3 separate regions of the Mus musculus genome follow, and regions 1 and 2 are each linked to region 3. Evidence: chromatin loops called from intact Hi-C (ENCODE). Cell type or tissue: heart. All regions are shown on one strand. Each heading gives the region's core, and the rest is flanking DNA. Links, peaks and the distances in the headings are about the cores only.

The links. A loop is a pair of places that touch in the nucleus more often than their neighbours do. Peaks named below come from ENCODE experiments on the same cell type or tissue, not always from the same donor. Only the 100,000 strongest peaks of a DNase experiment are listed, where the experiment ranks them.
Region 1: a loop joins it to region 3, with 3 times the contacts of the local background. A loop is called at or near these places in 5 of 42 quality-filtered maps.
Region 2: a loop joins it to region 3, with 2.1 times the contacts of the local background. A loop is called at or near these places in 6 of 42 quality-filtered maps.

Annotation. Positions count from the first base shown.
Region 1 is chr19:29,642,743-29,652,845 of GRCm38, forward strand. It overlaps Ermp1 (endoplasmic reticulum metallopeptidase 1), which reads right to left and starts at 5,673. Exons shown (of 15, transcript NM_001081213.2): 1 at 5,294-5,673; 2 at 3,225-3,526. The coding sequence starts at 5,613. In heart, for the core only: a CTCF peak has its summit at 5,687; DNase peaks (open chromatin) are centred at 5,119 and 5,699; H3K4me3 peaks cover 1,295 bases; H3K27ac peaks cover 924 bases; H3K27me3 peaks cover 873 bases.
Region 2 is chr19:29,734,575-29,744,677 of GRCm38, forward strand. 9930021J03Rik (RIKEN cDNA 9930021J03 gene) reads right to left here. Exons shown (of 8, transcript NM_172836.3): 4 at 8,959-9,038; 5 at 542-631. Among named protein-coding and RNA genes, the nearest start is that of Mlana, 42 kb to the left of the region's middle. In heart, for the core only: a CTCF peak has its summit at 5,196 (motif pointing right); no DNase peak of the experiment used is centred there.
Region 3 is chr19:29,807,206-29,817,308 of GRCm38, forward strand. Ranbp6 (RAN binding protein 6) reads right to left here and starts at 5,769. Exons shown (of 1, transcript NM_177721.4): 1 at 903-5,769. The coding sequence starts at 5,745. The coding sequence ends at 2,428. In heart, for the core only: no CTCF peak of the experiment used is centred there; a DNase peak (open chromatin) is centred at 5,816; H3K4me3 peaks cover 2,201 bases; H3K27ac peaks cover 1,248 bases.

The sequences.
Region 1 (10,103 bases), core at 4,087-8,086, 160 kb before region 3:
CATGGTGACACGCTCAGATCAGAAGGCTCAAGGTCAGCCTCAGCTATACAGCAATATGAGACTAGTTCAAGGCTAGCTTGGGCTCCAGGAGATCCTTTCTCTAAAAAAGGGGCGGGGGGGGGGGGGCTTAAAAAATTCTAATGGGCTGGGCGGTGGTGGCGCACGCCTTTAATCCCAGCACTTGGGAGGCAGAGGCAGGCGGATTTCTAAGTTCGAGGCCAGTCTGATCTACAGAGTGAGTTCCAGGACAGCCAGAGCTACACAGAGAAGCCCTGTCTCGAAAAACCAAAAAAAAAAAAAAAATTCTAATGGTTCTCTAAACTCTTTTTCATTAGTGGACTTCACATATAATCTAAGGGCCTGGCTCTATGTTAACAGCAGCAGAAAATGCCACTCAAAACATGTTACTGTAACACAAGGCTCTTTGGTGTTAAAAAGAAATCTGAAGACACAAAAAAAGCTCTCTGCTCTCCCCACATTTGCCTAAAAACGGACCGTAAATCTATGCAGGGGTTCCGCCTCCCTGTCTGCCTGGAAGGATGAAGGTTAATCTACAAAGACAACCATAGGCCCTGGAGAGGCTACAGACCCAAAGCTTTCCCCACTGGGCTTGCCATTCACACGGTTTCCCACATTCGCTGCCACACAGGCTCTAGGTCCTTTCTCCCTTTTTTTTGTTTTGTGGGCTTTTTTGCTTTGGTTCGGGATTCCCTCCGGGTTGGTTCATTTGTTGTGCAGTTCTGCAGCACTAAAGACAGACCTGGTGCTGACACATGCTAAGCAATCGCTCTACCACTGAGCTACACCCCACCTGGTTCTCTCCTTTTGTCTCATCACTTTTCAAAAAAAAAGTATTGTTCTTTGATGAAGACAATATTCAAGGCAGAGAACTGACTCGCCTCTTTGAAATGATTTGTGTTCCCCATGTTATCAAACAGACACATGTGCACACATGGCAATGACCTGTCTGTCTTTTTTTCTCTTTACTATCTTCTCTTACAATCTTATCTTATTCCCACATAAGAATTATGAAAGGCAAGGGACTCTACATTTGATTGATACGTACATATCCAGTCTTTCTACTATAATGCTCTGTAACAATCACAGCATTATTATATGACCCTTTCCAGAATTTAATCGTCTGAAAGGTGAGCAAAAGGTGACTCTGTCTAGTGTCCCTGACATAGTTAGGGCACATCTGCCTTGTTTTAAATGAATGTGTGGATACTGATGTCTGAATAAGCAAAATACATTCTAAATATAAAGAAATGTCTTATCACAATATCATTTCATCAAGTCAAGGCTAGTCTATATCTTATGTGTTATATTAGGCCTGCTATACATTCAAGCAATCTAGAAGTATTGTTACCAACAGTACCACCACCAGAGGAAGACTTCCTCTGAAAGATGCTATCCTAAAGGTTTCCTTATACTTAATTTGTGAGCAACATTGTTAGGAAATTAGCTATCAGTTTTCCATTTACAATTAAGAAATTAAAGATAGATTAGGTTAAGCAATATGCCAAAAGATGGCCCAGTACTCAGATGCTCTCCTCCTGGTCAGGACGCCCAGCACCCACCTCGGCTTGGTGTCTATTAGAGGAGTCTTCTTGAGTGTATAATCCCAGGATGCCATTGTAAAATGTCACCTTCTTTTTTTTTTTTTTTGAGACAGAGTTTCTCTGTGTAGCCCTGGCTATCCTGGAACTCACTCTGTAAACCAGGCTGGCCTCGAACTCAGAAATCCACCTGCCTCTGCCTTCCAAGTGCTGGGATTACCAGAGTGTGCCACTACTGTCTGGCTGTCACTTTCTATTCTTAACTGCCTGTATTAGCTGGGTTTTTTTGTTCATATTTTACTTGTGAATATTTATGTGAGCATATAGAGAAGAAATTTTAGAGACAATGGACGTCAGTAGTTTAGATGGACTCCTGTCTAGCTTATAAAAAAAATTATGAGTCATGGAAATTTATCAAGATTTCAGAATTTAATACAATGAGCAGGATTCACATATTATTTCAATAGTGATTTTTGTTTTACTCTATAATTCTTTACAAAAACATCACCAACTCAAAATAAAAAATAATTTGGAGAGATGACTCAGCAGTTAAGACTGTGGGCTGCTCCCTCCTGAAGGACCAGAGTTCGGATGCCAGAACCCACAGCAACCACAACTGTTCACAGGTAACTAAAGCAGCTCCGAGGAATCTGGCGCCCTCTTCTGGTCTCCCAGTGCTCACACACATACACATACACATGGCATACAAACACACACTTGAACGCGGGCAAGCACACCCACATCCACACCCACACAAATAAAATGTTTAATAAATACATTTTTTTTAAAGCAAGAAAGAATCCTTGTGGTGCATAACTACATCGGTCTCTACCTCTATATCCTGGGAGAACCCAATCTCCAGCCTTCGGGCTGACTGAGTCTCTCTACCTCCAAGTGGCCACTGTTGATTGTGATGCTTCTCAGACTTACATGGGCGCTTACTGCTTCTTTTGGCTTAAGTTTGGGCTATGTGCACTTCAACCAATACCCTATCAAACAACTGCACAAAGTTTCAGGTGCTTTGCTAACCACTGCCCTTGACAATGCAGCTTGCACTTTTTTGTGTCACTGCAAGGACAACGAGATCCAGAGTCTACAAATCATGTTTCTGAAAAATCTTGTTTTTAAAACTTCAATGTAGGGGATTCACTTCGATTTGACAGATATGTATTGTGTCAGACATTGTCTTGAACATCAAGTTTTCTATCTTGCCAGTGTCTATTCAGAACACAATAGTAAGTATTCTACCTTCAGTGGACCATAATTTTAACAGAAACTACTAGAACTAATGTCCTCTAATCCACGTATCCTTTAAATACAGGGATCTTTACCCAGTACCCCCAAAGCCTACTGCCACCCTGTAAGTATGTAAGCACTTACAAGTGGACAGACACGTTGGTAAACTGAGGATAAACTTCAGTGTACCAAAACATCTCATGTATTGCCATGGGGTTTGTGTGCCACTATTTAATAATTACAATAACACTGATAATAATGAACTTAAAGGAATATTACATTGCTAGACTCTAAACATATTAATTAGCTTAACTTCTAACACAATGAGAAAATGCTGGTCAAAGAAAAATGGTCCTTATATGGGGCTAAGTTAATAAACTTTCTGGGTTCTATCTTTGTGACTTTAAATGACTAAATACAAGTACCTACCTGGTGAATTTGCCACTGAGTCAAAGTGACAGTTAGCCAGGATAGCAGACTCGGCTCCATCCCGGGGCTCCAGCTTTACCACGACATTAGTAATGTTGTCATAGTAGCTCGTGAAGCCCCCCAAGAAGTCAATGCTAAAGGAACCGGTGGGCCGCTGTATATCTACGGAGATGCTGTGAAGGCTGTTGCTTTGTGCTTCTATCAGCTTGATCTGCTCCAAAAGGTACTGTACCGTCAGAATTTCATTTTCTGTGCTTCCTGTAGTCCTGGGGCCAATGGCCGTTATGTGTTCCAGATAATCCCTGGAGACAATCAGAAGGATGGTGATGGCATACACGCACAAGCCTAACTCAGCTTGGAACAACTCCCCACTGTGCTTCCCTCCCTCCAACCGCAGAAAGTTCAGATCTTCTGACTTCTCAGAAAGAAAAAGAAAATCACTGTGCCTCTCTTCCACCTCTAACTCTTGAGATCTGGAACTGAAGGTGCTTTAAAAAGAGAGAGAGAGAGACATCTCAAGAAAATGATCTGGAAGCTTCATCATTTTATACTGCGTTCCAGGAACTAATGCTTTCACACTTTTCTCCATTGACCCATACCAAATCAGCACCAAGACTAGGGCTTATTCAGTATGTACGAGTGCTGAAGGCAGGACAACACAGCTTCACTGGCCTGACTCCAGCCGATAGTTATGGATTGTCCCTTACTGGGTCTAAGGGGCTGAAGCCATCTGTATAGCCATGCAATGCCATCAAGTAGGCATGATTAACTTCTGAAAAGAATAAACAATAAACACAAGCCTCTTGCTGTACACACCAAACCTAATAACTTCAGTTCAGGTCAAAATTAACCCTACTCCAATGAGGGATGGGTGGGACCGGAGGAGAGACTGGGGGTGCCTTCCAAAAAGCTCTTAAGAAAACTCATCTAAAGAAGCAACTTTTAAAACACAATAGTAGTTGAAAACTTTCTACTAGCTTAAGGACTCATCTGATTTAAGATGCAAGTTACAGAATCAAAGAATTCATATTTTCAAATACACCTGAGGTCATTTAAAAAAAAATTGAACCCTTGGCCAGCAGTGGAGGCGCAGGTCTTTAATCCCAGCACCTGGGAGATAAAGGCAGAAGGATTTCTGTGAGTTAGAGGCCAGCCTGGTCTACAGAGGGAGTTCCAGCCAGGGCTACACAGAGAAACCTTATCTCGAAAAATAAACAAGTAAATAAATAGAATAAAAAAAATAAAAAATGGGGCTGGTGAGATGGCTCAGTGGGTAAGAGCACCCGACTGCTCTTCTGAAGGTCCTGAGTTCAAGTCCCAGCAACCACATGGTGGCTCACAACCATCCTTAAGGAGATCTGACTGGTGTGTCTGAAGACAGCTGCAGTGTACTTACATATAATAAATAAATAAATATTTAAAAAAAATAAAAAATAAAATAAAATAAAAAATGTTGAACCCTATACAATCCGTAGTACAGAAGAGCCATAGACCATCTGCGACCTTCAGAAATTACAGGCATAATTCTGTCTGGATGTACTCTGAGTCTCCTTCCACAGCTTTCAGATATGAGGGCTGTGGTGCTTAGAAAGGTTAGCACGCACTACATTACTCCTCTCCCACACCATCCCAGAAAGACTTGGTAATGCAGCCCTGGCACAAAAACCTCACTCTCCATCTCATTTTAAATGCAGAGAACTAACCAAAGTAAAAAGTGGAAGTTGCTCGAGAAAGAGAGGAGAATGATGAAGCGTGTGAACAACCAATCATCTGCAGGAGGAAGAGAGTGGATGAGAAAGCAGACTCAATCGATCTGGCCACCCCAAGAAAGCGAAAGAGGGAGCCGAGGAAGCCCGGAGTACCCGCAATTCAGACCCCCGGAGGACGCGCAGGATCATCCCACTTCCCACCGAGGTGCGCCCAAGGACCCCGGGACTCTGCATACAGCAGCGCCGGCCTCCTCCGCCTGGGGCACAGTGGCGCCGGGCTCACCCGCGCGGGACTCACCCACCAGGCGCTCCCCCACCCCGGGGCCGCAGAGGACTCGCGGCCGGGCCGATCGGCCGTACCTGGCTTGGCGCGCGTCGAACTCGCCCTGGAGCCCCGAGGTCCGGCTCAGCACCAGCCGCTGCAGCGAGAGCTGCACGAGCGCCCGCAGCGCGAGCAGGTAGAGTGCGAGCGCCAGCGCCGTGCGCGCCTCGGACAGCGCGGTCTTCGCAACCCGGCTCCCGCCGCCGTTCTCCGTCTTCCCCCACATCCTCCCGACGCCCTTCGCATCCTCCTGCGCTGAGGCCTCTCTCTGCCGGTGCGACGCGGCCGCCTCTCCCTCCCGACGCTCCGCGGTGCCGCGGTGCCGCCGCACAGCCGCTGACTCCGAGCTCCACTCCATGGCGGCAACTGCCACCACCAACCGCCCCAGCCTGCGACAGTCCGGGCCACCGCGGCCTCCGCAGCGCCTCCTAGTGAGCGGACGGAAACTGCAGAGGGCCAAATTTCTTCTGATTGGCTGGTCCGCCTCGCTGTTCCCTGGTGCCTGAGTCTGAGATCTTTGGTGGCACAGGCTGACACCCAGCCTGGTGCCAGCAGACTGTCAAAGGGAAAAACACCCATAAACCTAGAAATGAGCAGCCCTAAGCAAGAGAGAAGTGCAAGGCCGCTTTAACAGAATACACGAGGCATTTATCCTGCGCTGGGCTGATGAATACTGGGAAAAGGAGGATTCTGCCTACCAAATCAATAAGTAAGACTTCACAACCAGGACTGGACAAAGGTGTAATCCTGGCACTAGGAAGGATGGCCACAGGAGGATCCCTATTTTGTGCCTAGAGTGGAATACATAACAAAGATCCTGTCTTTTAAAAAAAATTTTTTTGGAAAAAAAAAAAAAAGCATTTGTAATCCCAGCACTCAGGATTTACACAAATTAGAGGCCTGCCTGGTCTACGTAGAGAGTTCCAGGCCAACCAGGGCTACAAAGGTGAGCAGCTAGAGGAGGCAGGGAAGGAAGTAGGGAGACACAGAACCCCAATTACCAGGGCTAGTGCTGTTTTCATTTAACAGATAACAATACCTATAATTTAATGAATAGCTGCTGAGTCAAGCAGTGTGCTAAGTACAGACTTTGAAAAGAAAATATTTTCATTCCTATTTAATATTGAAGAACATAAAGACAGCAAATGAAGGACAAATGGGATCCCAAGACAGCCTTCTGCTCTGTTCCGCGGACACACAGGGCACTCTAAAAACAAAGGTTCCGAAGAAATATTCTTTTTTATTAGATATTTCATTTTTTATTAGATATTTTCCTCATTTACATTTCAAATGCTATCCCGAAAGTCCCCTATACCCTCCTCCTGCCCTGTTCCACAACCCACTCACTCCTGCTTCGTGGCCCTGACATTCCCCTGTACTGGGGCATATGATCTTTGCAAGACCAACGGCCTCTCCTCCCAATGATGGCCAACTAGGCCATCCTCTGCTACATCTGCAACTAAAGACACAGTTCTGGGGTGTACTGGTTAGTTCATATTGTTGATCCTTCTATAGGGTTGCAGACCCCTTCAGCTCCTTGGGTACTTTCTCTAGCTCCCGAAGAGATATTCTTGAACTAACAAGATGGATCAGAAGATAAATGTGTCCATCCCTGATTTCCCCCAAGGCCTGACAACCTTTCATTTCCCTACTAGGCCCATGGTGGAAGGAGAACACCAGCTCCCACAAGGTGTCTACTGACCTAAGCACACACGAGTGTTCAAATACAAACACACAATTCATACAAACACACTTGCAAACACATCATATAAACACAATTGTGCTGGCTAGTCTTCTATCAACTTGACACACAAGCTAGAGTTATCTGAAAGGAAGGAACCTCAATTGAGAAAGTGATAACATAAGATCTAGCTGTAGGACACCTTCCTGGTTAGTGATTGATAGGGGAGGGCCCAGCCCTTTGTGGGTGGGGACATCCCTGAGCAGGTTGTTCTGGGTTCTATAAGATAGCAGGTTGAGCAAGTTCTGAAGAGCAAACCAGTAAGCAACACCCCCCACACACACCCCTTTCCCCCCACACCCCTTTCCATGACCTCTGCACCAGCTCCTGCTTCCAGGTTCTTGTCCTGTTTGAGTCCTGGTCCTGACTTCCTTTGATGAAGAACTGTGATGTGGAAGCAGAAGCCGAATCAATCCTTTCCTCCCCGAGTTAGTTTGGCTATGGTGTTTCATCACAGCAATAAGTAAGCCATAAGTAACACACAATAATACAAATAAAAATGTTTAAATATCTTCAAAATAAATAATAAAAACCCTTAGTCTTCCTTCACTATCACAGTGAGTGGCAAGAAGTTGGTCATTGGTTGTAGTAGCCATGCTAGCAACTGACCAGTCTTGTTTCTGCTTGCTTCCATGAGCCTCTTAGATTCAAGGTTCTGTGGCCTATGGATGTAATGGCTGAAATGCTCGAAGGCATTAACCTAGAGACCCACTGAGAAAACACACTTCAGGGTTTTGACTGAGTGTCTGTGTCAGACATACGACACCCTGCCTACTTCTCAGACACATCAGATGCAGGATGCTCCATCAGCCACTCTGGCCTCTCTTAAAGACTTCTGGTCCACCATCTTCCCTTCACAGTGTCTTCTCATATACTGTTTGGATCACCCAAAACACTTGTTCCTTCCCTTCATTACCAAGCTTGTTCCCTTCAAATCTCAGTGGAATTGATACTTCCTTAAGCAAGACTCATCTTAATCCAGTTAAGCCCATACCCGCTTGTGTCCGCTCCTACAGCACCATCAATGCCTGTGAGTTCAGGGTTCCTTCGCTGGACTGGAGGCTCCATGAGGGCAAGAGCCTTGTCTAGTTTTACCCAGCCTTTGACTGAGGTCTCCTAAGATGTGGCATAACGTGCACTATTCAGTTAATATGTCCCACATGTGTGAAAACACAGCAGTCTTTAGACACATGGAACTTCAGTCCTGTAAGATCCTTTCTAGTGTAAGCTCTGAGACCAAAACCAATGTCTATCTTATTAACTTACATCTTACCCATACTGCTTAGTCTCTGCTCAGTCTCTGGTCATCATTTACTATGTCCTTACTGAATGTGTGGGTGTACTGGCTGGTTTTGCGTGTAAACTTGACACAAGATGGAGTTATCATAGAGAAAGGAGCTTCCCTTGAGGAAATGCCTCCATGAGATCCAGCTGTAAGGCGTTTTCTCAATTAGGGATCAAGGGTGGGAGGTCTTAGCCCATGGTGGGTAGTACCATCCCTGGACTGGTAGTACTGGGTTCTGTAAGAGAGCAAGCTGAGCAAGCCAGGGGAAGCAAGCCAGTAAGCATCACCCCTCCACAGCCTCTGTATCAGCTCCTGCCTCCAAGTTCCTGCCCTGTGTGGGTTCCTGTCCTGACTTCCTTTGGCAATGAACAGCAATGTGAAAATGTAAGCTGAATAAAACATTTCCTCCCCAACTTGCTTCTTGGTCATGATGTTTTGTGACGGGATAGGAACCCTGACTAAGACAATGGGAGAATGAAAATATATATTTCCTTCTGTAAGATTCATAAATATTGCTATCTGCTTCTCCCAAAGTCTAGACCCCCAACACCTTTGGAAGGAGAGCTGTCAAAGTCAGCAGCTGTATCTGCAACAATATATCAAGATACAGAAGGTTCTGATATGTTATGATCACAGGCCATAGAAGCCTTGTGTGCTGGCTAGTTATATGTCAACTTGAATCAAGCTAGAGTCCACTTAGAAGAGGGAATCTCAATTGAGAAAATGCCCTCACTCATCCCCAGTGGTTCATTCTCTTGATAGATAGTGTAGAAGGACCTTTGTGTTCAGCCCCATGGCTAATTGTCCTGGGGTTGTAAAGGAAAGCAGGAGCTAGGCAAACCATAAGGAGCAAGACAGTAAGCAGCTCTCCTCCATGACCTCTACATCAGCTCCTCCAAGTTCCTGCCCTGAGTTCTCCCAGTAACTAAGTATGCTGTGAAACTGTAAGTTGGCACAAACCCTTTCTTCCCCAAGTTTCAACTGGTCCTGGTGTTTCATCACAGCGTTAGAAACCATAACTAAGACACCGCGGGAGAGAAGGTTCCAGGCAGAGGGAAATGAGCAGCAGTCTTCAGAAGCAACCCTGAGAAAGGCTCTGGCTAACACAACATGAACTCGGAAGGGCATGGGAAGGGATCAGGTGGGAGCAGCAGTCATGTGCCAGCATGTAGAAGGCCTCCTAGCTTTTGCAAGGACTCTGGGGTCATTTGAGATGGAGCAGCCCAGAGATCACGCCTACAACAACTGTCCGGCCATACCCCAAGGTCCCAGACCCACGCTTAAGTTAACGAAATAAAAAACAAAGGAAGAAAACAAACCCTGAACCTAGATTTGGACTGCCCATCCCTCGTCCTTTTCACAACGCTGGCTCACACCCCTACACAGCTGTACTGAACATGCCAGGCTAGCCGTAATCAACAGCTTTGACTTTAGTAAGGCCTGGCCTTTGGAGTACCAGAGGCCACTTTGACATGTGGTTTTCTTTTCTTTTTGTTTGTTTGTTTGTTTTTTTGTTTTTTTTAAGATTTTATTTACTTATTTATTATATGTAAGTACACTGTAGCTGTCTTCAGATCTCATTATGGGTGGTTGTGAGCCACCACGTGGTTGCTGGGATTTGAACTCAGGACCTCCAGAAGAGCAGTCAGTGCTCTTAACTGTTGAGCCATCTCACCAGCCCGTGGTTTTATTTTCACAGAAAAAAAAAAAAGATTCCAGTGAGTGAAAAGGCATACTGACTTGATGGTGAGGGTAAGACAGACTGGGTGGCTATGCTGCCGGCCCTAACCCCATAAGCTGTTGATTGTGGCGTCTCTGTTCT
Region 2 (10,103 bases), core at 3,271-7,270, 73 kb before region 3:
GCATGTATATAACATGTTCATATATATAATATAGCCTCTTTGGAACAATGAAAAATTCAGGAATTTAATTGCTCAATTATTGTTAAGACCTAGAGTAAAAACCTTAAAAGCCTTCTGTCTGGTAATGGTTCTTTTAGAAGTCATCTTGGTAGAAATAAACAAAGGGGCCTGATTATATTTGTTTAATACTACATATGATTAAGTTTGTTGCTATGTAATAGCCTTGCATTAAAGATACATAATCAAGGGTACACAGTATCTTAAAAGCTACCAGTTAGAAACAATACTATATGGATAATATCTAAGACTATACCTGTTATAAACCAGGCAAAGAAAATTAATCTTCTTGCCCCAATACCATCTTTTTGTACTAAAATTGAAAATTAGACCACACAGGAGAAATGAAAGAAACAATGCTTCTATTCTTAATTGTAAATTTTCATGTAATTAGGAGAACAAGATTTTTAAAAACTTTGGGAAAAAAGCAGGAATGAATTTTAATGCTGACAATAGTAGACAGAACTTTTGGATAAACACCTACCGATTTTTTTCTACTGTTTTCCAGATCTTTGAGTTCATTCTCGATTTTTGTGATTAATTCCCTGAGTTCATCAAGATTAGTGCAAATAAGCTAAAACAAAACACAAAAACACAGCTTGATAACACATAATATAAAACACCCAAAATGTGGTAACAGAATTATTTAACATATACTGAAATTAAAACTATTTCTCCACAATAATAAAAGCAAGGAAAGCTCTATGGTTAATATATGAGATATTTACTTGTTATGATGTAAGAACTTCAGGCTTTATAGAAAATGTGCTAAAGTTTCACACTGGCAGTCTCTTCCTACATCCCCACCGCTACATTTGTGTTATGGTCCTGAACTTCCTTAGTAGCATTAACTTTCAGCCTAGAATGACAAAGATCTGGAAACTCATTAGATTTTATAGATTACTGAATCATCTGTAAGAAAGAATCCCACCAGGCAGTCTCCGAGCAGGTGAAATACAAGCCTGCAAGTGGCCATTATCCTTTTGCCGTCAGGTTTGCAACCTAAACAAACTAAGTTGCTGCTGCTGGCAGTTGTGCTAAAGGAGAACTAAAAATATGTACAATATATTCAAAGATAGGAACACAGTTAAGTACATATTCTTGCCATGCCTTTAATAATTTTGACTGTTGCTTTTTTTTTTTTTTTTGTTTGAGAAAGGGTGTTATATATAGCTCTGGCTTGTCTCAAACTTTGCATGTTCTTGCTCAGTCATCAAGTGCTTGATTTCAGACCTGTGCCACCCAGCCCAACTGAGCTTAACAGGTTTTAATTAAAACGTTTCTTTTTTTTTTAAATAAAAACATTTTTTACAAAGCAGTATCTTTTTCCTTCTATAATTGTGTGGCTCATTTTATTTTACTTTGGTTAACACTGGCAAGTGACCAAAATGATAAATTCTTACCTATTGACTGACCTAGCTTGGCTTAACTAAAGTTTTATAAACTGAAGATTAAGAAATACTAACAAAAATACTAGTTATTCCATATGGTTCCTGTAAAATTATATTGTGTTTGTTCAGTGAGTTTAATACATTTAACCATTTCCTAAAATAATTTAAGCAATTTAAGATCACTTATTTTTTTTAAATGAAACAGAAAATTTAAAAGCAAAACTACATCTATGTAGACAAAAAATTTCAGATCCAAGAAAATCTTGTGATGTTTATACTGTATAATTTAAAATATGCTATAATCACAGGCTGGAGACATAGTTCAGCAGTTAAGAGCACTTAGTGCTTTTCCAGAGGTCTGGAGTTCAATTCCCAGCAACCATGTGGTGGCTTACAACCATCTGTAATGGGATCTGATGCCCATTTCTGGTGTGTCTGAAGATAGCTACAGTGTAGTCATATACATAAATTAAATAAAATATGCTATATACTTATAAATTATCACTAACCTTTATCAATGTGCTTATTACATCCATTAATATAAAGTTACTGTTTTCGTAAAAAGTGCACATTCTTTCATTAGAAAATCAGACGAAAGTAACAAGCAAAGTGCATCGCCAAGATAACTGCTAGTTATTATTAAGTAATTAAAAATAAGAGACAGAAATTGCTTTAAATTAGACTAAAACCTTAAGAAAATTATATATATATACATATATATTACATGTATTTATCTGTAAAAATGGCAAAATGGTTCAACCTAAGAGATTAAGAAAAATTATCACATGTTATACCATAATTAGTATTAAAAATTACTTATTAGAAATATCTGAAAACTTCAAATTTATTGATAAAGCAGGGCAAGTAAATAGTTAAATAATCCAAATTAAACAATTTTAGGACTGGGGATGTACTCAGTGGTAGAGTACTTGCAAAACACAAAAACAAAAGTAACTTCAGAGTAGAAAATATTACACAGAATTATAGTAGGAGAGTATAACTGATAATTATTAGAAATCACATAGTCTAATTTGCGAAATCTGGTTATGAAAGAAACGCTGATGGTCAAAGAGTAGACTGGTCAACTAGGTAAGAACATGTACAGCTAGGTAGCATTTTCAGCCTCTAGTCTATCTATGAAGCCACAGAGCAACATCAGCTCTCCAGTGGGTTTAATGAGTACTCACTGGCGACTTAAACTTCTTTGCCCTTCAGTCTGTTGTTATTTCTGCTTTGTCATATTTGTCCTTTTCCACTGAACTTGGTGTATTGGTTAATATCCTAGCATAGATTTTTATTTTCACTTACCTATGGCAAGTCCCACAGTAACTTTCCTTAAATTCTAGGTATCTCACTTAAAATGATAAGAGCATGTTTTAAATCCCGACAAACTAAACACATCCTAAAAGCTTGAAAGATCTTTCAATTCTCAGTTACTCATGACATAAACTACTAATTATATTCCATCTGCTGTAAAACAGCTGAGGCCAAAGCATTAAAAGCTATATGAAGTAACACCTCTAAGTGGCTTACCTAGCTAATAAGCTGTGATAAATCAAGTCTTCTCAAATTTCAGTGTGCATATACAGCAGGGGAACCTTGATAGTTTTGGATTTATTATGTTTCACATATGACAAGTTTATAGTTATAGTCAGTGGATCGCACTTTTGAGTAGTCATGTACTTAATGGCTGTGTTTTATAAACTAGCACAGCTACTGAGAAACTGAAATATTCTGGTGTTAGGTAGCTAATGAAAATAAAAACTCACAATTAATTTCCAAGTTTAGGGAGTGGGATATTTTTAGGATAATGTTCTTAAAGTAAATTTCCTTACTTAAGTCCTACGTGTAATTTTTAAAAACGAGGATCAGAATATTTTTAGTGATATTTATCTTGACGGTACATTAAAATAACTCAAATATCTATATAATAATTTACAACCGTTGTTGTGGAGATAGGATCTCACTACACAGTGCACGATGCCCTCAAAATTATGTAGCTGAGGCTAGTCTTAGCCTTCCAGGCGCTGGGGTTACAGATATGTGCTATTACAACCAGGCTTGGCTTATACTCTTAGTATGCAAACATAGTCTTCATATTTTTATATACCTAATGCATGCCTATTATACAATACACAAAATCATGCAAAGCTATCACAAAATTCTGTAGTAGAAACAATTTGATTTATGCCAACTGTATGTCTCACATAACTCAATTCCTTCTTTTAAGAATGAAGTCTTCAATTTCAAGTGATAATTCTATTAAAACTAGAATCAACACAGTAAAAATTCATTTTTGTAGGCAGAATAAATACAATAGTAGGAACAAAGAAAAGCATCTCATTAAGTCCTTTTCTTGTCAGTATTAATTTCAAAAGCGCTGCTGAGGCACAGGGCCTCCTGGGTTGGAAAGAAAGACTGAGCTGCTGGGATTCCGTCTAGGCCAGACCACACCCCGAACCTCTCCTTCATACACCAGAGGCTACTACTGCCCTTCCTTCCCAGGGGGAACCTAAGAGAGATACTTGACTGAATCAAGACCGAGCCTCAACCAGTTTACACACGAAAGGGACTGAAATGAGGTAACTTGGTTTGTGGCTTAGAGCAGGCTAACAGGTGCATCTTCAATGGACACATAAGAACTAAAAGCAGCATATGAAGTGACCGAGATGACGCATTGGTAGAAGAGACTACAGAATTCTAAACTCCTCTACTAGACCATATGCTGAGGGCTCTTTCTAAACAAAAGAGAAACATTTAAAAACAAGCAACAATTCAACACAGTTTTAGGACAAAATTCATTATTATTTTCACTGACAGTATTAAAATGCTGTCTCTTTGACTAAAAAATTATACATGAATGTATGTATTAGGGAAAGGAAAGGACTATGTAAGTAAAAGAATCTCATGACCATATCTCAGAGAATTACATAATAAAAATTTCCTTATAACTTCAATCACTAAAATCATGCCATTTTGGTAGATCCACACTAGGTTTGAAAAATACTTCCAAATAAGGCAAAATAAAAACTGTAGGTCATATTTTAAAAGCAAAGGGGAAATCATGGTAAAAAGTAAAAATAATTATGTTCAAACAAAATGAGTCATTCTCACTACCATCCTAATAAAAGGTCCTACAATTATAAAATCTGTAACTATAACACAAACTATAGGATATAAATTATAAATCTACATAGTATTCAAACAAAATTATATTAATAGTTGTTAAGACTATGCTAACAGGAAATTACATATTTCTTATGGTCACCATGCCACAACAGCAAGGACAATAGTAACAATAAAATATTCAGTTGACATGAAAAAAATTCTAAAAACCAAGTTAACAAAATATGTAACAATACTATGTAATTAAACATGTTCTTCTAATGCCTTAATTAAATAAAATTGAAAAGTTTTAAAGAGGTTAAAAAAAATCTCGATTTATAAATTAAAAAAAACCTAAGTTGAAATTATGTAATTTAAGAAGTAGCAATTAAAATATGACTTAATCTATAGACCTTTATAACATAGGAAAGTTAAAAACTTATTTGAACTTTAGTCTCAATTTGTTTTATGAAGATATACTTAACCCATAGAATGAATCACATGTATAGATCAGATGCCAAGTACATAATCATTAAAAAAGTATTTTGTGTGTATTTGTATGTGGTGGGATTACCAATGAAAAGAAAAAAACATGGTAAGGCCACTTAATTATATGTCTAAATGACTACCAAGTATGGGAGTGCCTATGGAGGCCAGAAGGTGGCACAAGATGCTGTGGAGCGGGAGTAGCAGGCACTTGTGAGCCACATGACATAGGCGCTGTGAACTTCTGGAAGAACAGCAAGTGCTCTTAACTGCTGAGCCACTTCTCCAGTCCCTACTCATTAAAATGCTAAGAAATTATTTTGACTACTTTCTAATTGTGTGTGTGTGTGTGTGGATGTGCATGTTGGGTACAAGTGCCTACAGAGGTTGTAGGCACTAGCACTAACTAGATCCTCTGGAGCTAAGCTGCAGGCAGGCAGTTCTGAGCAGCCCGATTTAAGTGCTGGAAATTCAACTCAGATCCTCTCTCTGAAAGAGCTCACTAATGGACCATTTTCCCAACTCCTCTTTAATTATTTTTAAAAATGTAGAATTTACTGGGACTTGACACATCAAGTTAAAAAATACTTTCTAACTTAATTTAGCACAAAAGGAGAATTTATATACTATTACACGTCCCAAATACTGAACAAAAAACAGCTCTTGGGGGCAATCAACTTTATTAGGAAAAATGACATTTAGTTTTGAGTCTAAAAGTCTTTATATTACAAAATAAAAAAAATTGTAACTGTTAAATTTGATACAAAACTTAATATTCTAACCATCTAAATTAAAAATATTCTCTATTTTTGCAGTTAATGCTGATAAAAAATAAATCCCACAATTCTGCTGATATGCCACTGTATACAAATTAAAATATTAGTGTAAGGAAGTCTAAGTTTTCATTCTGTGGGTCATGTGTATTATTTGTTTTTTCACTTTAAAATTCTTACAAGTTCCCACCATGTGCTATTTTAATATGACCAGATCCAAGGCTTATTTAATGTCCTAAGTAGCTGGAAAAGTGCTAAAGTCAGCAATAGATGCTCTTAAGGAAAATCCTAATTAATTTTCCTACTTACAGTATTTTTAACAGAAGTCTCTATGCCTATTTGGAAGATAGAATGTTAAGAAGAGCTAGAACAGAAAGCTCTAGCAATGTAATGGCTGCTATCATCCTCTGTGCAGATGAAGATCTGGACTTAGAGAAGGTTAAATAACTTAGCTAAGGTGACAGAACAGTCAGGTGGTGCCTGGCATTCGAACTCAGCCTAGTTCCAGAGTCCACATGTTTTAACTAGAACATTACTGATACCCATTACTCACTTAAGGTTTTTGGAGGATAAAAACCTACAAATCTTCACTTTTAATAAAGGCATCAGCCTTTATATTATTTATATTTATATTATTAATATTTATAAACTTTTAACAAGGAAGGGCATAGCTCTTAGGAAAAGGTAACACAGACACTGTTAGTTTCTTTACAATACACACACAAAATGAACCCAAAGCCATTACTTCAGCGTCCCTGGTGCATGTTCTAAATATGAGTATGAAGACATTTTCTGACTCCGAGCTTTACAGTGTTCACATAAACATGAGTTCTTAGGAAGCAAGTAAAGGAGGCAAATTTCTAGCGTTTAACAAGTCAACACAAAAACTGCCAAGAAGTTATGATCAAAACAGGCTTCACTTTTTTAGATCATTAAGACTTAAAAAAAAAAAGACTTAAAAAATTTAAACCTTTAAACTGTTTATTTCTAAGCATATTTTCTATCAGTAAAAGATCAGCCTTTTGGTAAATAGGTCAGGTTTTTAAAAAGCAATGGAATGTTTATGCTTCAAAGTTTTCTTTATTTTCAGCAGTAAGAATGGGTGTTTTAGTTTAGAATGGCTACTTATGTCTACAAAGTATTATGTTTATTACTAACATATGAGATGCTATATAGATTTCCAGGACTTTGGGGAAGAAAAAAATTCACTTTATTATATAGTAACTGGTACTTTATGTATACAAGTATTGGTCTGCATGTATGTATATATACCACACATGTGCCTACCACAAGGCTAGACGAAGGTGCTGGATCCCAGAAACTGGAGTTACAGATGGTTGTGAGCTACCATGTAGATACTGGGAACCAAACGTAAGTCCTCTGCAAGTTCAGCAAAAGCTCTTCATAGCTGAGCCATTTCTCCAGCCTCTTTATCTCTATTTTAGAAGGCAGTTTCAAGCTCTCATAACATAGTAGAAGATCTACCTTAGCCCAATATAGACTCAAAAACAAGAACAACACACACACACACACACACACACACACACACACACACACACACACACACACACACACAGAGTACTCCTCTACCTCTTATGCTTAAGAACCAGGAAAGGAATGACTTTATGTATTTTGAAGAACAGCTCAACTTAACGAAACATGTACTTTTGACCTTACATTTCTGAGCAATAAGCAAATGGTCAATAACTGACTAGAAGTATTACTTACAACAATGTTTTCCAACATATTTCTATGAGCCAGAGTCAAAACCACAATTTACCATGCATGTCCACACACAGAGGCAACTAAAACCAAATTTCATATAATACATATAACTATACATATTCATGGTATTATACATGACCAGATATGTGATATTCTGACAAATTTTGATAACTTAAAAAAGAAATGTAACCCACTGAGTTGATTTCATATATCACTAATAGCACCTGTAACTGTACAAAGCATTACTTATGCAGTTTGTATTACTATTACACACAGTCCACTTACAAAAATACCAAAAATGGATGTACCACTTTGTCTTAAGTTCTATATAGTTCTATATTAAAAAACAGAAGAAAAAGAGTGGGAGAAATAACAAAGGCTAGCAGGCTGACCAGTGGAAGCATAAAGATATAATAGAATACCATTAACATGTTACAAGAAATGAATGGCAGGATGGCCTCCAGCCAAATTAATATATAATCCAGTAAACTGTATTTTACTGGATATCCTGTATAAAGGTTATGTAAAAATTTCTAAAGGATGTATGTCATCCTAATGTCATTAAAATATTCTACTATAAAATATATATTTTCTTTTTACTATTTAAGGATATCTAATTTTTATGAATTTCAACTTCCCCTAAATATAATTTTTACTGAAAATAGAAGTATAATATTGCTATATAGTATTTCCTTGCCTCCTATAATTTTATAACTACTTAAGACCTACAAATTCAATTACATCACTTTTATTTTATGAGCTTATAAAACTTTTAGAAATGGCCTGGTTACAATAGTACAAAATTTTTTTAACAAGTATCATTTGTTGAAAAAATACTGTATAAATAGAAAAATAAAAGCATAATTATGATGAGATTGCTTATTTTCAGCATTAGTGCTTCACATATGGCAGCAAAAATTCTTTTTTTGCAGAAATGTTTAAAGACTATTATATTTAGCCTTTACTGAATATAGTTTATTTATAGTTAAAAGTTAAAATACCTTTCAAGTTAGTCCACCATTTCTATACTGGTTAAACTACATAAGAATGAATTATCAGAGTAGCATCACTATGTACAAAACATGATTTTTTTTCCTTTAGAAGAAAGGAAATTTGTTTATGTGTACTTAGGAATACATGCAAACGGACATAAAGAAAAGAGATATATGTATATATACTTGATTAAACTTTATCTACAAAAGTTAGTATAGGTTTAACTAAAAATACCAAGGTTTATGAGAGATAAAGAGGTTTAAAAAAATAACATTTTGCCTACATCTGTACTTTAAAGAAAAACACATTGTTAGAAAAAGTCATTAAATACATCTTGTAGTTTCTTGAAATCCAGCCATTCTCACAAGGAATGGAGCTAAAACAAAAAATTAAACGGAAAAACTTGGTGACAATATTGAAACATTTACCTGAAATTCCGGCACAGCAGGTGACTTTGTGACAGTTTTCCTCTTCTTTGTGATTGCTTTTTTAGATATGGATTTTTTTCCTTTCAAGATTAAAAGAGAAAAACTTCATAATGCTGTTTACGGCACCTTGTTAACAGAAACCAAATTACATAGAGCCTTGAAAGTTAAACTTTAACTAACAGATGGTTGCTAGAAGCCAAATGAAAATCATGAATCAAACAAGCCTCAGTGAAAGCAAATGTTAAACTGTAACTGCCCGTAACAGACACGTAACAATGCTGCCTATTTATATAAGAACCAAAATGATTGTAGTGCTCATGGTGATGCATAAACAGTTGAGTTTATTAAAAGGAATAGGCATAAACGCCACAAAACTACTGCTTAGTTAAAAATCTACATTCACAGCTTATGTAAGACTACACAGAAAAAGAGTCTTACCTGAACAGTGACTTCTGCAGTTAGGAACCTGGGGAACCATTTTATCTAAAGATTATGGGCTGCTCAACCAAAAGTGGAAACCCCTTAGTGACATTAGGATGCCACCCTGCACTTGTCTAATGGTCTGGTCTTGGCTGTATTTAATAACCAAACTTTAAAAAGTATAGTTAGCATATCCTTTTAATGTGCAATTAGTACTTTGTACATTCAGAAATCATAAGGAAAAATATACCTCATCCCTAAAGAATACAATTTCTAGAATACATCTCAAGTATTTATCTACTTCTTTGCATTTAACTTCACAAAATGAAACATACACACAGTTTTGGCAAGGAACATGCTAAAATGCATTTTTCCTAATTTTAATATTATTTTAATATTAATATTGAGGATCTCACACTGTAACCAAGGCTGGCCTCAAATATACAAGCTACCACATCTCCTTGTATGTAATTATCAAATAACAAATTTATTTAATGGTGGGCTGGAGAAATGGCTCAGAGGTTTTAAAAGCACTGGCTACTCTTCCAGAGGACCTGGAGTTTATTCCCAGAAATCCCATATAGTGGCTTATAACTCTACTGCCATGAGATCATTGTCTTCTGGCCTTCATAGACACTGCATACACATGGTATACAGACATACATGCAGGTAAAACATGCATACACATAATAAAAATAAATAAATACTTACTAAATGTGCAACAA
Region 3 (10,103 bases), core at 3,765-7,764:
TTACTTGTTGCTTAAAATGACGGGGAAATTAATGAACCCCAAATAGATGTCACAGCTTTCTAATGCACATAATATTCAGACTTAAACTTGCTTGAAACTTGGAATGAAACATAAAACCAAAACTATAGAAATGCATCTTAAACATGATATTCATAACTAAATGGTTGAGATTATCTCACCTTCAAAATGGTTTGCGACTATAAACAAAGACTTTAACTACTAAAGGACTGATAACATTTAATAGTGTAAAACTTTCTTGTGGGGACTCAGTAAGTTAAATACCAGTTGTAAGTAAAATAGTGCAACAGGAATACAAGTTATTAAAGTACTTCACATATACACAGACTTATACACATGCATGTATTTATCTGGAATTTATAGTTTTCTCTCAGACATACCACGGTTCATGATGAAAAGGTGGGGCAGTTATACTTCAGCAACTGACAACTGTATGGCTAGCCTTTCCTTCATTTCCTCTGACAAAGCCCACAAATCTAAAGCCAACCAAACTCAAGAAAATGTCCTCTTTTAGCCACCAGACCCATTTCAAAACTTTACACAATAGCTTCCACTTTCTGAACCTTGTGCTACTAAGCACTTGGTAGTCATTATCTTCTTTGACTCTAACAACAACCACATAAGCTACCCATTAGGCTATCTTACAGATGGGGAAACTAACAGGAAAAGTTTGACAAAATTTAAATTTAAGAACTCTTACTTCAAAACTCCAATTGCCCAATTACAAATCATTTGTCAGATTTCTACAAGACTACAGAAAATGAAAAAAGAATCTTGGTGAAAGATTTCTTAAGACATAGAAAGAGCTACAGATAATTAGAAGGAGCCTTAACTCTATTCATGAACTGATCCTAGTTATTATGAAAGAAAAAAATCAAGTCCTTGGACTTAAAAAAACTTTTATTAATAAGAAACATATTGTTCATAGGTTAATTATAGATAAGAGAAGAACTGGCACTTAGTCCCACCACCCAGAGAAAACATAAACTTCAAGGTAGCTATTTTTCTATTTATTTTAAATACAATTATAAGCATAGTATATATCAAATTCTGAGCTATCTATAATCCTGACTTTATATCCCTGTCTGCAGTAGTCCTAGATAGACCTAGTAGGGGAGGGAAATTCCATGTAAAAAAATTTTAAAGTATAAAAAAGAACACAGTAGAAGGACAATCAACAGTAGTAACACTGACAATTTATTGAGCACTTACTGGTTCGGACATATTTGGTCTGTTACATACACAGTACTCACAACAGGCTCAGGAAGTCACAACAGACATTCTTGTTTGTAAGTTTTGAATGAAGTTCCATTAAGTAGAAGTCTTTTCCTATCCTACCAAAAAAACCCAAAAAAAACAAAACAAACAAACAAACAAAAAAAAACCTTCAACACTAAAGACATTCCATTTAATGTAATTAACCATAAATTGATAGCTGTTTTGTAATACACATACACTGATATGTGACTAGTCTTAAAGCTCTTTTCTTTTTAATGTTTAAGGATAACATTTTGTTTCACTGTTTCTGTAGAATCTGTCAAAATAGAACTCTATTTAACCCCCATTCTGAATAAAGGTTTCCCTTTATGTTTGAAATGGGAGTTACGGGGATATGACATACAAACACAAAATAATACTTGGCCAAAACATGTAACAATACCTGACTCCCACAAACACTGACTATTTAGTATTTATTACACTGTTCTAGTCTGTCAGATTCTTTCAGTGTTAAATGTCTCCTCAGTACCTCCTCCACACCCATGAATGTTTCAGTTCTAGATAAATTCTTTTAAACCAGTTTGGTTAAGGAGATTTAAAAGTTCTCATAACTCTCAGCTGGATACTTTAGGAACTGTTTTTAGACATGCTATAACCACTTTTCAGGAGTACCATATGAAAAGGTTCACTTATATTGTAGAAAACAACTCCTACAACCACTGCCATACCTTGACACACTCAGTTCTAGCATCCGTCCCTCACTGTAACAAACACAGTATTACCAAGGAAGAACAAGTCTGCCACTGTATTCTTCACCCTCAATTCCAGAAATGTTTAACCTGGAAGTCTCCCTTTCTTTGTGAGCTTTTTTGCATCTTGTGACAGTCACAGACATCTTGGCACAAAATATACCGTCTGCCCAGCATCAATAGGTCAGACAAATAACAATTTATACATTTCACACTAAATAGGGGGAAGGTGACAAATAACTCTAGGACAACTGGAAGCACAGGTTACAACCACAGTTTAAGAAGTGACACGTGCAAAGTAAACAGGAGACCTTAACACTAATCCTGGAGAAACATAGAAGTATGAACTGCTTAGCAGAGAGAAATGGTATATCTCTCATTTGTAATGAATCCACTCACGACACGTTGTAGCTACTTTTATGATAGATGGTATTAAACTGCTTCAAGCAAAACTGAGTAACTCATGTAAAGCTTCCTGCTGCTCATCATCGAGTTGAGATGTGCATTCCAACCACAATTCTTCAGAAGTCTGTATCTGACGGACAACATTAGCTAGGCGTTTGGCACAGGGGTCTTCATGGCTAATAGTTTCATTAATTTTTCCTTCTGCGATTATACTGATGATTTTGGGAAGATTGGAATTATTTGGACCAATCACAACTGGGTGGTTGCTTTCAATTAGGTCACAGAGAAAATTCAAAGTCTGAATAGCTTCTTCTTTATCTTCATGCAGCGGAAGCCACGATAACCAGTGTGGGAGAACTTCATCCACATTTACACAGTTGGGCTTAAACTTCAGAATCTTTCCGATTGCTGAGATACAGTTCTCTGTAGCAATCACATTCTTTTTGGTTTTGGAATTTGCACACTTAATAACTTTTACCAAGAGTGGAACGGCTTCTGAACACAAGGAACGGTAGTCATCTCCACCAAACTGTGCCATGACTCCCAGTCCATAAGCAGCAGCTTGTCTGACTTCAGGGTTGTTGTCTCGCATATTGAGAAGCATCGGCCACCGGAAATACTCAACATACTTGAATGAGGTTGGACTGCAATGCTCTATGATGTCATCAAATATGCATAGTCCCCATTGTCTGTCTGGCCATGGCCTACTTGAACAAATTAGATTTACAATTAGTGGGAGTAGCTGCTCAAACCATGGCAAAATTTTTTCCTTGTAAGTACTAAATAATGAGTGCAAAATATCTGATACTTTGGTCAGAATATAAACATCACATTCATCCTCATCTTGAAGAGACATTTCAACCTGTTGGTCATAATTTTCTTCTTGCCTTTTTACTTGCCGTAACTCTTGGTTTTTAAAGTGCCCTTCAAGTTTTGCCTTCAAAATTCCTCCCAGTTCTTCCAAGTGTTCATCGTTGAGGCAACCATCTCCCATGACCTCAATGGACTTGGCAAAAGAATTCATTATTTCTGAGAGTACATCTGTATCAGGTTCAGTTCCAATTGCCTTGATTAAGGGATCACATATAAACTGCCACATCTGTGAAAGATACTCTGAGCCACGAATTCTTGCACATTCCAAGAGAAAGGGCATGGCTTCCGCAGCTGCCACTCGAACATTGTCATGAAAATAAAATTTCAGCAGAGGAACCATCATCTTCACAACTTGTTCCGTGTATTCCACAAATCCTTCTCTTAACTCCTTCGCATAGTAAACCAACATCTGGCAAGCAGTTGCTTTTGCTTCAAGTCCTGAAGTTTTGATGCCAAAGCTTTGCTGGTCTCCGAGGTTTACAAACTGCCAGCCATCGTCGTCACTCATGTTCTCCACATCCTGTGTGTCTAAGAGAGCGACATCAGGCTTAGCTGAAGCAGTCTTGATAAGTGGCTCAATAACCAGTGGGAGATATTGCTCAAAGTCTTTGCCAAGGATTTTACACATTCTAGCCCAGGCTGAAACCATGTAAGAAGTCTGAGGGTCATCATCTTCCATGTTATTTAAGTCTGATTGTGTTTTCAACAGTAACTGCATCACATTTGATGCATCTTGCATAAATTTTTCCTTCCCAACGGCAAGTCCAACATGGCTAATGCATTCAATAGTTTTTCCTCGAAGAAGCTTGAGTTCCTTTTGAACAGCGAGCTCAACAACGTGTTTGAGTGAGGGCATAAATATATCATAATATGGAATAAAGCTTTCTTCTATTGCATCTGCAACGGAAGCAATGGTTGTCACAAGTTGTTCTAAGGCCAACTTAGTTCCATTCCGAATCAGCTCTTGAAGTTTAATTACCAAGATGGAATGGAGACTTTTTACCATATTTTCCAAATATAGAATTAGCAATGACTTGGGGCAGTCTTCAATAAAAATAACAAGAGCAGAAGCTGCGTGAGATTGCACACGTTGATTACCTTGGTTTTCCATGGTTCGCAACAAAGCTGTAATCACTATCTCATGGAATTTCTTTTGGAAACTAGGTGCAAAATCTGTAGCCATCTGTCCAAGTGTAGTACAGGCAGCAGCCCTTACCCTTGGATGAGGATCCTGAAGAAAAAGTAAAACCGAGTTAACTGTTTCATCTAGAATTGGTTCCATTTGCTGATGGCAACCTTCTCCAATGGCTGATAAGGCCATTAATCCGGCGTGTCGACATTTCCAGTCAGGGCTCTGAAGCATCTGCATGATATGCTCCTTGGTCATTGGCAAAACAACTTTCCCACCAAGTCCACAAGCCAGTCTGTCTAGGGCACTCTCAGCAGCAACCGCATTGCTGTCAAAGTCATCTTCTTCCATTTCATCAGCATTTACCCAGTCATCATCATCTTGAAGATCAACCATCATTGCTAATATATGAGGCACAGCCTGTGCAATAATATTCGTATGCTTTTTCAACATTGGAGTTGCAGTTTCAGATAAGGTGACTATTACTTCCAGAGCCAGCTGGCGTTGCAGGTTACTAAGCCTAGAGTCTCCACACAACTTCAGGCTCAACTGCAGAGTATCTTCTAGATAGGGACCCAAGTACTTAGGTACAGTATCTGCAATCTCAACAAGGGATTCTAGCACAGAATCATCATCCTGGTAGCAGGAATCATTCACAGCCTGTAAGATCCCAGGAAGCAAATCCGCAAAGTCTTTGAAAAGAGCAATATTGTTTTCATTAGCAAGGACGAACGTAGCTGCAGCTCTAGCAGATAATGTCCTGATTGCTGGATGCTCCTGATCTTGAATACACTGGTCCAACAACCTCTTGATGATATCCAAATCGTGACGATCCTGGTTCCCAAAAATCCCAGGAAAGTGCCAGAAAACGTGAAGTGCAACTTCCCACAGAACCACATTTTTAGAGTGAATCGAATCAATGAGGAATTTCAGACCTTCTGGCCAATGGTTAGTGCCACTCTCATCTATCAAATTCCTGGCCAGCACCGCAAAAATATCACAAAGCTTTTTCCTCATGCTAGCATGTGTTTCTAACTTAACGGCCAGTATCAGTTCAATCTTGACATCCCTCTGCACTTCAGGAGGTAGATTTGGATAGACCTCCTCAAACCCTGAGGACAAAAGCCGTCGTAGCAGTGCGGCAGCCATTTGTCTCACCTCATAACCTGCTCTTCTATTTCGGACGGCGTCTAAGAGAAATGTAGTCTTACACAGACCTGGGATATTCTCATAGACCTCCTCGGCTTGCCTCCGCACCATGCAGCTTGGATTGATCAGGTTCTTCAGAAGCTGGTAAAACTCCTGCTTTTCCGACACGGTCGCCGGCAACCCTGCAGACCCGGCCGCCGCCATCGCGTCCTGTCAAAGCTACCGCGACCGGGAAGGAGGGAGGGAGTCTGCGGCTGGGAGCGGTGACGTCAGTGAGGCGACGCCGGGGATGGGCGGGGCGCTGCTCCCACTCTCCGCTGCGGCGGGGTGAAGCTGGCAGGCGGGGGTCTGGGTTTTACAGGGTGGACGGAGCTGAGTGCGTTTTAGGGGTATCGTCCTGTTCTCCGACCGATGTGCTCCTGTAGAGGCTGGAAGGAGATGGGGAGAAATTCGCTCCGCAAGTCTACATACTGTATGATGCCGTTATTGTTTGTAAAAGACCTCGAATAAGCACCTCTAGACGAACTTTAATTAGCACCTGCTATGGAGTGAGGGAGGAGGGAAGAATGGAGTATAACTGCTGTCCGGGGATTTCTTTTTGAGGGTTGGTAAAAATGTTCTGCAGTTGATAGTGATGATGGTTCCCCCAATGTCATGCCGTTCTACTAAGAACTACCGAATTATACAATTTAAATTGTTAACTGGGTATAGTGAGTAAAACCATAATAAAACTACTTGCAAAATAAACTCAATCAAAGGTTAATGATTTCCTCCCCGTTGCCACACCCAAAGAAGTAGAACCCGAGATGTTCAAACTCGGGCGTACATCCCAATCTCTTGTCCTGTGGATTCTAACAGAGTGGGAAAGACAAATGAGTAAGGTGGGAGGTGATCTGGAGTAATGATAATGAAGCTTCTTGAATCCTGGTCTTCTATATACATTACTTTTGTATTTTTGTTACTCAAGATTTTCCTTATGTGTTTCTAAACTGTAATATGACAGTTCAGTTATTAGAATCCTAATTACCCATGAATAGGAAGCTGCAAAGATTACCCTAAGAACAAATTCCCCAAGGCTATGTATTTTTAATGTAGGCAGATGAGTTATTTAAAACCATAATTATAAGGTGTAACAGTCTGAGATCAGATCTTCCTCTCTGCCAGCCATTGTCACACTCATTTCAGCCCTAGGTAATTCTGTAAGGCTGATAAAGGCAGACAAAGCACTACTTTAAACCAAGAAATGAAGAGCCAGAGAGGCTGAGGCTCACAGCAGATGAGTCTAAATTCTACCTAGTCTTAAGGCAGTGGCACCTTTTGTCACCACAGAACATCCCCTATAGCCGCTGTTGCTTTTGCAACGTCATCAGAGACCTTCATTTATTGTGTTCTGTCTTAAACTTTGCCAAGAAATCTGAATTTCAGTCTTGTGAAATTCTGCTGCATATACACACAAAATGGAGAAAGTCTAGTTTCACATTAACAAGTTGACTGACCAAATAGGTGGTCTCATAAATTAATTTGTAATATGAAACTAGTCTCTGAACAGTGTTTCTCATTTGGTGAACCATTTCAAGGCCATTTAGGGTGTTTATTTTAAAATACAGATGTTAGGACCAGCTTCCAAATTACTGTACTAGATTTCTGAGAACTGTAACCCAAACATGCATAATTAATAAGCACAGAGAGATTTTATATAAATACCTAAACTTTATAATTATGGATCAAATCAATTCTTGTTTTGATTCTAAAATCTTACCTACAGTGCTTCATCTTGTACCAGACTCACTGCTCTTCTTACTGCTCCTAGAAAAAGTTTGGCTGCAAAGCCTCTGCATCTGCAGTTTTAGGAAATGTTAACGAATGCTGGAGAAATGCTTTCCCTACAGCTGCATCCGTTAGCATACTAAGGGCTTATTAAAACCACAGCAAGATCCAGTGACAATCCTCTGTAGTGTTTGGAACGTAAATGACTGACAGTGCCAAGGCCTGTGCAAATGTGGAACACCGGGAAGCTTGGCTATATTATATGGGAGTATATATAAATTAGTACAGCTTGCAACAATAGTTGAAATGCTGTTAAGATTGTTCAGTCATCGAGCCACCAGCCAGGAGCATACATGGGCTGGTCCAAGGCCCCTGGCATGTATGTAGCAGAGGTTTGCCTGGTCTGGACTCAGTGGCAGAATATGCACTAAATCCTCGAGAGACTTGGGGCCCCAGAAAAGGGGGAGGTTTGCAGGGGCCAGGGAGAAGCACCCTCTCAGAGGTAAGGGGGAGGAAGAATGAGATGAGGAACTGTGAGGGGGGGACCAAGTGGGGGACAATGACTGGAATGTAAATAGAATAATTTTTAAAGAGATTGTTCAGTTGTACATTTATTCCACCAGAAAATATTCACTGGAGCTTTATCAATCATAGTGCTGGACACAAAAAATATATCTATATCTATATCTATCTATCTATATACATATACATATACACATACATATGCATATGTATATATATATATATGTATATATACATATATATATGTGTATATATATATATATACATATATATATATATACATATGAGAGGAGCTTGGAAATGGCTCAGTTGATAAAGTTCCTGCTATGTGAAGAGGATGACTACCTGAGTTTGGATCCCAGTACCCATGGAAAAGCTGAGCACCCCGTTGCACATATATAACCCCACACAGCACTGTGTGGGAGCAGGAAGAAACAGGCAGATCTCTAGAGCAAAATGGCCAGCCTAGCCAAATTGATGAGCTCAAACTTCTGTCAGAGGCCCTTTCTCAATAAGGAGAGATAATTTAGGAAGGCACTAGAAACTGACCTCTTAACTCCACTTGCACAAATGCACCCCCCACCACCACCACATGAACACAAACTATACACCACACACACAAAGATCAACTACATGAAGATACTTATAGGAAATGGTAAATGCCACACACTCAGGGAATTAGTGTGAAAATAATTCTGCCCAGGCATTACGGAGGCAGCTAATCCACTGGGGTGTAGAGGAAGTCAGCTGGGAGTTTGAAAAAAACAACATTCCCTCGATCTGAATTATAATTTGTGCAGTAAAGGATAAGGGGGAACTTGATAATTTCTTTTAGTCAATATTCAGAGTTGATGACATGAATCTCAGATGGAAGTGATGCCTGACTGGCTTTTAAGAATGAGTCCTAATTAGCTATCTTGGGGACGGGGGCGGGGGGGGCTGTCCAAAGTAGACAAAACAACTTGCTAAAATGCAGAGGCCTTGAGGCAAACTGTGAGAGCTCTTTGCCAATCCTCCAGGGTCAGAGCATTAGGGGGGAGGCGCCTGAGGAGCCTGGGACAATAAGGAGGAAGGCAGGGAAGTAAGTAGAGCAGACGATGAAAGTGTCATAGTCCACACTGAGAAATGTGGATCCTTCCCCTAAAGGTAACTCGATTTCAATCAAGTGGTATGAACCAAATTTTAGAAAGATTCCTTTGGAAAGAATATGAAAAGGGATGCACACAGAATAGACATTGAATAGGTCAATTACCAGTTCAGTTTACCAGAAAGTCCAAATCAGCTGACTTTGATGGTAGGAAAGAGGTCAAAGGCTCAGTAGCACACACACCAAACAAGGAAGTGACTAAGACATCTTCCCATGAGTTGACCCAGTGACCTGTTTCGACCACATGCCGTTCTTTGCCAGCTTATTTACTTCTAAAAGAATAAACAGCAGTGTTTGTGTCAATCAACACACTGCTCTTTGGGAGGAAAAGGCTTTTCTCAAGATAGGTGAATCTTGGAGTCCATAGTTTGTTCTTTCACTGGTCCCCACATGTTCAAATGACAGTTATAATTTCAATAGTAGGAGCAAAACTGAACCCATCTTAGAACAATCATTTATGACTTATTGCTTTAGAAAAACACAAGATGATTTACAATCTTAGCTCTCTATTTTAAAATGAATGATTCTCCTGTATTCATTTTTTTTTCATTGCTATCCCCTTCTTTCCCCCATGAGAAGTAGGGGAAAGGCTACTACATAATAGCCAAAATTGGCTTGCCAATTTGGTTAGAATTGAGCAATTTTAACTTTTATAATTAACACTAGCTGTGTTGTATTGGTAGAGAGGGCATCTCAAGATTACTTCCCCAAAGACATCTCAAGGACATCTCAAGGGCATCTCAAGGTTATTTCCCCAGAGACAACTAAGGTGTTTGTTAGCATCTTACCAAGTGGTAGAAAATTCAAGACAAGTTGCAAATTTCACCGAAGAGCTGAGATTTAGAGCCAAATGAGAGGGATAGAATTAAGTTGATCTTGCATGATATAATCCAGATCTAAAAATGATACAGAAAACCAACAAAAATGCCACATACACTTTAGCTAGACTAAAATGAGACAACCTCAATATAAAAAAAGAATAATGCCTACAGTAGGCTAAAAGAAGATTAAAAATATGAACAAAAGTGACAAGTTTCTAACATCAAAAGTTACTAACCCCTTAATCATCTTCTGAGCTTCCTAAATTGGCAGCTCTGAAAATGGACTTAAGGGAATAAGCAAGTTT